2 separate regions of the Mus musculus genome follow, and region 2 is linked to region 1. A link is a loop called in an ENCODE intact Hi-C map of the cell type or tissue named here. Cell type or tissue: heart. All regions are shown on one strand. Each heading gives the region's core, and the rest is flanking DNA. Links, peaks and the distances in the headings are about the cores only.

The links. Hi-C counts contacts between places; a loop is a spot of excess contacts. Peaks named below come from ENCODE experiments on the same cell type or tissue, not always from the same donor. Only the 100,000 strongest peaks of a DNase experiment are listed, where the experiment ranks them.
Region 2: a loop joins it to region 1, with 3 times the contacts of the local background. A loop is called at or near these places in 5 of 42 quality-filtered maps.

What each region holds. Positions count from the first base shown.
Region 1 is chr13:21,852,280-21,857,808 of GRCm38, forward strand. n-TIaat11 (a tRNA gene) reads right to left here and starts at 3,114; the gene lies at 3,041-3,114. n-TTagt4 (a tRNA gene) reads left to right here and starts at 3,742; the gene lies at 3,742-3,815. In heart, for the core only: no CTCF peak of the experiment used is centred there; a DNase peak (open chromatin) is centred at 3,072; H3K4me3 peaks cover 1,459 bases; H3K27ac peaks cover 929 bases.
Region 2 is chr13:23,442,790-23,448,318 of GRCm38, forward strand. It overlaps Gm46404 (a long non-coding RNA gene), which reads right to left and starts at 3,182. Exons shown (of 2, transcript XR_001780873.2): 1 at 2,777-3,182; 2 at 1-1,962. It overlaps n-TVcac9 (a tRNA gene), which reads right to left and starts at 3,425; the gene lies at 3,353-3,425. n-TRacg5 (a tRNA gene) reads right to left here and starts at 4,075; the gene lies at 4,003-4,075. In heart, for the core only: no CTCF peak of the experiment used is centred there; DNase peaks (open chromatin) are centred at 3,052 and 4,032; H3K4me3 peaks cover 2,719 bases; H3K27ac peaks cover 1,519 bases.

The sequences.
Region 1 (5,529 bases), core at 310-5,309:
TCCCTGTGGACTCCCTGGAAGTGTTTCAGGGACACACACAGGTCTAGAAGCCACCTTTAGAAACATGTTGTCATACAAGACAGTTTATCACAGTGCTATTTATAGCAAGGCAATTTTCCGGTCTTGGTCACTAGCCAGGCTTCCTCTTGCATTGTGTGATGCTGGCTCAGAAGCCTCTGAAATGGCTTCCACACCAGGAAGAATTCTTCCTAAGTCTCCCTGTAAGGGCAGTCTGAACCTGCCCCACTGTGGATGCCGACTGCTGTGTGTAGACCCAGGAAAAGATGACCAGTGGCCCCTCACAGATCCATCCCTGCCAGGACCTAGGCAGTATTTTGAGGATGGATTGTGATCTTGCTGTTGTGTGGCACTTACTCTATTAGTTGCCTGTTGCAACTGTGAACAAAACAACCACAGCCCTAACTGGCATTTTTTTTTTCTTATAGTTCTGTCAACGACTCATTATTGGCAGAGCTGTCATCTATAGGGGATCTCCAGTTCTTTTGGTTTCTTCTTCCTCAAAACACATCACTGCAGTTTCTTTCCATGACCTGACTTAGAGTGACAACCTGTTTCTCTGCAAGTCTGGTTCAGCCATTGATTTGAGTGCCTTCTTCTGCCTCTGTCTCTGGACTGTGCAGGGATTCCTGGAATCCTCTCCATGTCAGACCAGCAGAGCACCGGTAAGAAACTTAGAGGGCACTCAACAAACAGTGGCTGAACTGACCAAGCCTGCTGTCAGTCAACAGGTTCTCCAGCACTGGAGTGAGGATTAAAAAGAAAAAAAGACAGACAACATTGTAGCACATGTCAATTCTGAGACTGAAGGCCATTCTATCTCTATCTTAAAAGCTGGCATTACAACCTGTGATTGTTATTCCCAATTGTAAACTTTACTATGTCTAGAAGGAACTACACTCCAGAAATGGAGGGCACAGCTGTGATCCAGATCTTGAGGCATAGAGGTGGTACACACCTTTAATCCCATGAGACAGAAGTTAGCAGATCTCTGAGTTCAAGGCTAGCCTGGGACAAAGCAAATTCCAAGAACAGTTTAGGTCCAGGTTCATGCTTCTTTGCCTGCTTGCAGTTACTTGCTAGCACATCTGTTGGAACCGACTTCTTCCGGATTCCAGCTTATACAGAAAACCAGCTGAAATATCTAGCCTCCTGGGACTAGATTTATTGGACTTCCTATTCACAGTTGCCCATTGTTGGGTTAGTTGGACTCTAGATTGTAAGTCATTTCAATAATTTCCTTTAATATATAGAGACATTCCATAAATTCTGTTGTAGCAGTAAATGAGTTAATCTGCTTTAGGCTCCTGGTCTCATTTCCAGCCAATCATTCGAGTCCTCTGGATTCACGAATGAGATACACAAATTCCAGCTAATTTGATATGCCTTGACTAGCTCAATGGCTGAACAATTCTAATCCTCTCCACTGCTAGCATACATTTCCCTCCAGTATTCCTGACATTACACCTTCTAAACTCTATAGTTCATCTCTGCTGCCCTGTTACCTTCTGGGGATTACACACACACAGGGCCACATTCCCTTTCCACCTGCATTGATGGATGCTTTCTCTCCTGAAGCTCTTAAATCTGATCCTTCTTCCTCCCAGTCATGGTGATTCCTCTTCCCTCCCTCTGCCCCTGTCTCTTGCCCTCCTCCCTGCCCAGTCAATGGCTGTACAGCAATTCTTTATTACCAATCAAAGCCAGCTGGGGGCAGGTACCCTCAGGTCTGGAAGCTCGGCTCTTTGGAAGACAAAGCATTAGGACCAATTCCTAACATTCTGTGACTCTAGAAACCCCTGACTAATACACAGGTTTATCTGCTAATCCTCCATCCTAGGGAAATTTAACCCTGAGACTCAAGTTTGCTTTTGTTGCTGTGATAAAACACCATGAACAAAAACAACTTGAAGGAGAAAAGGGCTTGTTCTCACCTTACAGATTATATATAGATCATACTTGAGGAAAGATGGCTCCGGAATTCAAAATAGGAACCTGCCAGGACCTAGAGCAAAGACCATAGAGGCATGCTGCTTTCTGGCTTGCTTCAATTCTTTGTACTCCGCCAGCTTTCTTATACAGCCTAGAGCCACCTGTCCAAGAAGGCATTGCCCACAGTGAGCATGGCCCTCCTACATTAATCATAAATCAATCTGCTGCACCTACAGACCAATCTAATGGAGGCAATTCCTTAACCGAGGTTCCTTTTTATAAAGTGATTACAGTTAGTGTCAAGTTGACAAAAACTAACCAGTACAAGGTTGCAAACTTACCCAGCCCACTGTCAAACTGTTTCCCTGCTGTGTGAATACAAATGACCATGACTGGCAGCTTGGTTTTAGATATGATTCCAATGCAACCATGCATTACTTCGTAGATGTATTTACATTTCTTCGCTGAATGTTTTTACTTCCTACAGGGATAAAATATACTGAGGATTTCAACCTTTTTTATTTTATTTTATTTTATTTTTATTTTTATGGGTGTTTTGCCTGCATATGTGCCTATTGTCCTTCATACAGCAAAAAACATATGGACTCTATCTATTATATGCCAGCACTTAAGATCTAACAGTTAAAACATGAGAATTGCCCAGAGCTTCAATTCTCAAGGAATAAATTATTACTCTCGCTGATATGAAGATGAAAGCAAAAATAAGGAAAAGGGATGATGCTTACTGGTGATGCTCAAGGTTTGGAGCTATCAGATAGGAGAGCATTCTAGAACAATAACGGAACAAACATACCATGTCCAGGTCTAGTGGAAGTGAAGAAAAGCCAGGTGCCAGTAATGAGTACAAATAGGCAATGAGTGATGTGGAAATTCCAGCTAGAGAAAGACAGACAAAGTGATCTGAAAGGCTTTATAATGATATTTGACAAAAGTGGTGAGTGAACAACTTCACTTCATTCAAGTTCCGGTATCTTAATAAGGTTTGGTGGGATGAACTGTGTTTATAGAGAGAATAGAACTGTAGAGGACAGAGTCCTACATTTCCAGTTGTAAAATCTAAGCAGTTTACTGGCCCGTACGGGGATCGAACCCGCGACCTTGGCGTTATTAGCACCACGCTCTAACCAACTGAGCTAACCGGCCAGGTCGCCAGCGTTGGCTTTCCTTACTTCTTATAAAAGATCTCAGACAGGCTGGCTGGCTAGCTGGCTGGCTGGCTTGCTTATTTGCTTGCTTTTTCTCTTCTTTGCTTCCTCCCTCCTCCCTCCCTCCCTCCCCCCCTCCCTCCCTCCCTCCCTTCCATTCTTTCTCTCTTCTTTGACCTTTAATTTTTGAAGTAAGTAATCGCACTGACTTATCTTGTTTGGGATTCAGCCTCAAGAAGTGCTGTATCATTCAAATTTTTTTTGAGTTTTTGTTTTGTTTTTCCTTAAACCAGATGAACCGCGCCTAAGAAAGGGCTTTCTTTGCTCCGCTTGAGACTTCCAAAGATGCGGCTCTCACTTGGAACTACACAGCCGCAGGTGCGGCTTTGACGCTGCGATGGATGAGACAAGATTCTTTCCTCTGGCTTCCGCAAAAGGCCTTTGCCAACGGAAGGTCGCTCCTTCAATCCAGCTACGATATGCAGCCATTTTAAGAGAAAGTTCTTTGGTTGTGATTAGTATTTCTGATCTTTTTAATATCTAAGCTAATTTCCAGAATTGCTGACCCTTACAAACGTGTTTTATCGTATTCAAATAACATATAACTACACCCTTCTCCAGTTCTGGCTCCGTGGCTTAGCTGGTTAAAGCGCCTGTCTAGTAAACAGGAGATCCTGGGTTCAAATCCCAGCGGGGCCTTTTCTTCTTTTCTTTTTTTTTGCCTTGTTCTTATTAGTCTCACTTGATATTCACACTAATTGAACTGGAGCGTTTTCCTTCACATCTTATGAGTTGGAACACATCCCGCCTATTAAACTTTGCTGAGAAACCGAACAGCCTTGTGTTGGAATATGTACATGGAAAAATGATATAATTAGAGAAAAACTTTCCAATAATTCCTGAGACACTACAGAGCTTTGGTTTTGCGATCATGAGATTAGAGATGCAGAGTCTAGACTAGCTGAGGTGTGCTCCTTTGTACTACACACCGAGAAGAAGTGATAATAATTTATGAACTTTAAACTTATCAGTAATGATAGTGCACACTTGCAATGCTTGAGTTTGGGATGAGGCATTGACTAAATGACTCTGATGTATAGCGAGGTACTAATGTTTTATTTTATTTTTGAGGTACTAATTTTTAAAAGGCTGTAAGTAACAAAACTAACAAACTGACTACAGGTAATTGAAAAAAAAAAAGTCATCTTAAAACTTGATGTCTTTGAGTCTTTTCTTGTAGATTTTGCACAGAATAACTGCAAAAAGCATCAAACTCCAAAACATTCAGACATTCATGTTTTATTTTCAATTCCTTTTCCTACTTCTGAGGTTCTAAGATGTATTTTCTGATTATGCTAGACTCTATAAAAATCCAATCTCCCTTCTTCAATAAGGCTCACCGAATTCTACAGAGAATTGGATTTTATGAAGCTTTCTCCCCACCCTGGAGCATTCAAGCTTATGCAGTGTGTGCTGGAAGACTGACCGTGTAAAGGACCACTTAGGCTGAGGACCTGCTTCAATGACAGAGGGCGTACCTGGCCCTGCGTTAGATTGCCATTACTACAAAATTAAAGTAAATAAGATAATAACAATTACCCTTACAATGAAAATGAATATTACAGAATGATATGTAGCTCAGAAAGCACTGAACATGTAAAAGAAAAATATGACAAATATATATAATTTATCACAGTTCAGACATTCACAGATGTATCTGTGCCAAAGGATCAACAAATGGCTCACTGCCTGTTTTCTCCCCTCCCCTCCCCTCCTATCTTCTCTTCTCTTTTCTTTCTGAGACATTGTCTTGCACTATAGCTGAGGCTAGCTTCTGTAGCCCAGGACTGATCTCAGATTTTGTTCGATCAAACATCTGTCTGTGGTCCAGGATCAACTCCAGACCTACTGTATTGTTTACTCTCATCCAGCCCCTCCGTACTGAAGGACAAAGCATCATTTACAAACAGAAAGGTCTGCCTTCCAGGGATTCTTTTGTCTGTTGTTTTGAGAAGTGTTTTTTCTTGTAACCCAGGCTGGTTTCAGATTTATTAAGTAGCTGAGACTGCCCTGAACTCCTGATACTCGGAGGCATCTGCCTCCCCAGTACAGGACACTGAAGGCCCAGAGCTGCCTTGCACCAGCTGTCTGTTTCTTTCTTTATTCTGCCCAGGATTAATTGTCAATATTGGACACTCACTTAACTGGTGAGTTTTGAAGTCCACACAGAAATTTAAAAAGAAGTACAGTGGTAGAGAATGTTAGGGAAAAGCTGAGGGCCAGCTCTTCTGACCTGGAGTCCAAGCAGGGACTTTAGGAATGAGATGAAGAAGAAAACAACCACATTGCAGAAAATGGCTTCCAAACACTGGTATGCTCCAGACTCGCCACAGTCCACTGTCCGTGTGGTCTG
Region 2 (5,529 bases), core at 288-5,287, 1.6 Mb after region 1:
TCCCTCCTTTCAGAACACCCCATCCTCCAAGGGCTTCCTCATTGGCTCTTAATGACCTCCAAACACCCTTTCTGCTTCAAGACAGAAGCAACCAGCAGCCCCACCCACTAGGACACAGTAACTATAAATACACCAAGTATAACAACGTTAAATAATAAAAAGTCTCTGGAAATATTATTCAAATATATTCATAGAAAAAAATTATAGAAGTACTTCATGTTTATGGACTGAAAGACTCCGCATTATAAAAATTATATAACCTACCAAATTAATCTATAAACTCAATACAAGTCCAATAAAAATTTCAACATGTATTATTCTAGAAATGTCATGGAAGAACAAATGACTGGAATTGCCAAAACATTTATGAAGAAGAAAAAGCTCGTAGTGAGATTGGCTAACACTATGACACAAGGCAGAGACATCTTGTTTTTGTATTGTTACAACCATTTCTATTGCTGAGGTCATTAGATAACAGTGCCACAAGGTTAGGCAAATGGACCACTAAGAAGATGGGAACAGAGCCCCACACTCACACAGAACCTAGACTAGGAAAGAGCCAGAATACAGGCTGGGGAGAAAGATGGACTCGAGTAAATGGTGCTATGACTATTTTACTCTTAAAGCGAGCAGCTTTAATTGATGTCTATCTCCTTCTTTTCATAAAACTCAGTTCAGGGCAGACTAAATGTAAGTGGGAAAAGCGAAACTCTAAACTTACAGGGCAGTAAAGATTATCTTTAAATTCTGAATATAAAATATTCCCCCCATCTTCAACAATACAGATATTCACGGTAGGATGTGGGGGCAGTGGGCAACACTTTGTAACACAGTTTCCAAGCAACTTTCTCCAAAACTTCACTGTAGAAGTCAACAATGGGTTTTGTTGCTGCTGTGAAAAGGAAGTCACAGAAGTGAATGTGTCTCACAAACCATATAAGAGCTTTTCAAGAGCAACCCAGACAAAAAAATGAACTGACACGATTCTCCACAGAATGACTGGTGCAAGGAAAGCAGGAAGCTTTCATAGAAAACCCAATTATTGTTACTTGAGGCAGTCATGCCTGTGAAGTTCTGCTCCTGTTCTGTAATGATTCTCTGCCAAAGTTCCTAAAGTGTGAATGAATATCTGAGAACCTTTCTTGGGAACCAGCGATCATTAAAAAATCCAGACAGAAAGACCCCATTTCCATCATTTCAATTCATCTTCTGAAATACACTCAGTGATCCCCCACCCCACTCCCAAATCAAGTGTCCTTATGTATGAATAATGTAACTTCAAAAAGAAATAAAATTTTACAATTTAAGAAAAAAATGATTTTAAAAAACAGTTATTTTAGGGGTCTGGAGACATGGCTCAGCCGTAAAGAGCACTGACTGATCTACCAGACATCTGAGCTCGATTCCCAGCAACCACATGGCTCACGATTGTCTGTAAGGGGGACCCAGTGGCCTCTTCTGATGTGTCTAAAGATAGCAACAGTGTACATACATAAAATAAATAATATATATATACATATATATACATACATATATATACATATACATACATACACACGCACACATATATATATTTTAACAGCAGGGTCACTAACAGCACACACCATTTTACTTGGCATCTGCAGTGTCTGTCGCTCTCTTCCTAGGACTGAACTGTGGAAGTGTCCTGGGTTTGACAGGATTGTTCCAGCACTTGTTTTTCTCTTCCCCCTTCTTCCTCTGGTTAGCCTTTCTCCCTTCTTTTCAGGGGCCCTTTTCTTTTTTCTTTTTGGTCTGGTGAGCCTTTTTTCCGGTGATTAGCAGACAGCCACTCAGCTCTCCTCTGTGGTTAAGCCTTCGTTGCTTTACCATTCTTGATATCTCTGTTTGCTCTCCTCGTATGTGTGGTGGGAATAGTATTTGGCAGTTAGCTTGCCAGTCATAGATGCTTCTGCCTGTCTCACACCACTCCTGAGAAGAGCTCTTTAACAAGACACAAAACACGTAAGACACCAAGGAACTGGCACGTTTGACATTTAGAAATAAAATTATACTAAAGTTAGTAACCTGTGTATATTAAATAAAATATTAAGAAATTAAACCCCCCTTCCTAATCCTCTCAGATATGAATAAGTTTCTACAGTCAAAACTGTGAGCTACACCTATCCCCAGGCCTTGGAGGCCTAAGGGCCTATACCCCAAACTAAGAGTCAAATAAATTCTCTTTCCATTAAGTTGCTTCTTCACAGGTATATTGTCACTGCGATAAGAAAAGTAGTTAATAATTCATAAGGTAAAATTATATTTCCTGGAGTTGTTTTAAAGGTTTAGATTCAGGCTGTCAATTTGTATTCTTTATTGATTATTGTATTCTATTACTGATTATAGCGAACCTGGGTCCATTTAACCTGATCATATTTCGGGTTAAAGCAATTATTAAAATTGTGTAAGAGCTGTTATTATCAGGCAAAGATATTTGTGATTAGGCGAATTTTGAGGTCTTGACCGTTTTGTTTTGCTTTGGTTTTGGTTTCGCAGCAAATCTGTCTGGCTCGGGTGCCCATGGACTAAATCCCATCTTCTCCGACACTCCTTCCTTCCCAATCTCCACCAAATGTGTGCAAGGCAGCGTGTTACCAGTTTTGCTCCCCTGATGGGAGGTCGTCCTAATCTTTCTCTATCCCTGGGAACTCTGCACCTCCTCGAGGTCCTATTTATTCCTTAACTTGGGGAATCTACCCTCATTTTTTGGTTTGTTTTGTTTCACTCTGTCTAAAACACTCTGCCTTGCACTCACAGCAATCCTCCGGCCACAGCCTCCCAAATGCCAACGGTTACTGGTGTGAGCCACTCCTCCAGGCTGCCTTTCTTTTTGGTTAGGTGAGGACGACGTGAAAAGAGATCGGGTCCTTCAGACTACCCTCGGCCCGAAACCTGCAGGGATGAACGCGGCCGAGCTCTGGGCATCCCAGCCAAACCGCCCCTCAGCTCGCTCTTCCCCGTCCTCCCGGTAGTAGGGCGGGCGACCGCCTTTTCCAGATTCCGCCTTCACGAGAACATTTGTGGAAAAGCCCGGGCTTCTTTTCCGGTCCCCGCTGCGGAGGGCGGAGGCCATCACGCGGAGGCCGTCAGGCTCTCACCTAGAGCGACTCCGGGTTGAGGACCACGGAGCCGAGCGAGCGGGGACCGGAAGGAGCCTCGGATACGCTTCCGGCCGCTCTTGGGAGAGGGATGAGAATCCTCAATTCCCTGAAAGAGGGATAGGATCAATTGTGGGAAATCACGCTTCAAGCTGCACTCTGGAAGCGAAACAGAATGTAACTAATGAAAATAACATAGAATTATATTTCACGGTATAAAATAAGTACCAAACTGTTTCCGCCCGGTTTCGAACCGGGGACCTTTCGCGTGTGAGGCGAACGTGATAACCACTACACTACGGAAACTCGCTGGATGCGGCCCTTCGTATTCCGCAATTCTCTCAATATGATTTGCTTCTGTTGCTCTCTGTGTATGGTAATATGATTAAACCGTGTTTAAATCTAAGAAGCAGGACTAAACACAAACCTAGGAACTCATAATTGGGACCTGAAACTACATTATCATTGTACAAACGTCTGAATAGGAAAGACTAAGACACAATTCTGTAATTTCTTCCAAATTGCCCTTGTTTCTAAAATTAATCGCTCTAATTAGATTTTAATGGCTTAAGGGGTTACTTCAAAATCATCCTACAGCCAATATGGACTGGTGAGTCATCCTGACCTAGGGATAACAGCTCCGCATATACGCTGGTGACGCCATCGTATGGACCGGTGTGGAATTTGCTCTACAAAGAAGTGATGAACTGCGGCAAGTTGTGGCAAAAGGCTTGCTATGAATTCGAACAGACTGGTTACAGAATGAAAAAGTCTCAAAACACAACGACAGTAAGAGTGATCTTTTTGTTCCAGACAAACTCAGACATGAATGGATTTTCTTCATTGAATTTCCAGGAAGTCAAACAAAAAGACCTGTACATTCCGAGCCAGCCAGGAGTCGAACCTGGAATCTTCTGATCCGTAGTCAGACGCGTTATCCATTGCGCCACTGGCCCTGTACACGTAAGCCCTTGGGTGGGGCAACTACTTACATTATTTCGAGGCTTAAAATTGTACTGCCCTCCTGGCTTAGGTTTGGTTTAGGATAATAGATTTTAGATATTCTTTTATTTCTATTCCTTTTAGGTTTGTTTTTGATCCTCTCCCCCCCTCAAAAACAAAACAAAACAAACAAACAAACAAACAAACAAAAAAACGGTGGTAAGAGATGTCCCTATGTCACCTTTCTATTCACGCTCTCATTCATTCAACCAATATTGATGAATGCTCAAGGAATAAAATAGTAAAGAAAACAGAGTTCCCCGTGCCCTCTAGAAAATAATATGGTAGTTCTGATACAAACACTAAAACTCTAAATAACACTTTGATGGATTTAGAAGAAAAATAATGCTAAAAGGAAAGGAAAGAGGAACATGGTCATGGCATCCTTTGATATTTTTTATTGTCTCCCTGTAGGTTGTTTAACCTCCGACCCCAAATATTTCCCAAACAAGATTGCAACAGGAGGTCTCACTGTGTGTCTCTGCATGTTGCCTTTATGAGAATATGTCAATTCTGGTACTTATTTGGTTACTTTCTAGGCAAAGATGGTTTTCATATGTGTGTTTCAGTCTTTCTATGTTTTTGAAAAGGCATCTCTATTCTCGTGCACTGTAAATAAATCAAGGGCTGTTGAACAGAATTTAATTGCTTGATTTAAGACTGTACATGATGAGATTAGAAAGCTAGTTTTGGTGCATATAGTTTCAACAACCCTTAATGTGCATGCACGGGTGTCTGTTTTTTTACATCTAAGCTTTAATGGAAGCCTACTTAACACTTCCTCCTCAAAAATAGGGCTCTTTGTCATCAGATTTTGTACACAGACTCAGAAGGTAATTTGGTGATTTTCCACTCCATCGCAGAATGATACTATTATATATATTATATATGAAGAAAAAAGAAAAAGAAAATATTTCAAAAAGAAATCAATGACATTGAAGTATGTCACCAACACAAAGTCACAGGAGACATGGTTACAATTCCTGCACTGAGCAGGTGGGAACAAAAAAGGCCAAGGTTAAGCTCATCTTCTGGTCAGTACTTAGCAAACAATCCAAGCACCTTTCTCCCTGAGACTCTGTCTCCAGCCAGCCAAGAAAAAAAAAGGCATGCACTTTTATTGGATTTCCAGTAATGAAGCAAAATCTGGTGCCTCCAAGTCATCCCACAATCAGAAATAGAAACAAAACCTAGGGCATCTCTAAAAGTCCATTCTGTCTGTCCAGAATGGTTTTAGCCCAAATGACTGTATGCTCTGTCCACACACTCTGTTCTTTTGTTTTTAATCTATAAAAAACTCCCTTCGTTTTTCAATGTTTAAAGGTCTTATTTGGCTGCCTCAATCTACTAAGCCATGACTGCAAGGTGTTGTTTCACTTTATTTGAGTCGTGTGTGTGTGTGTGTGTG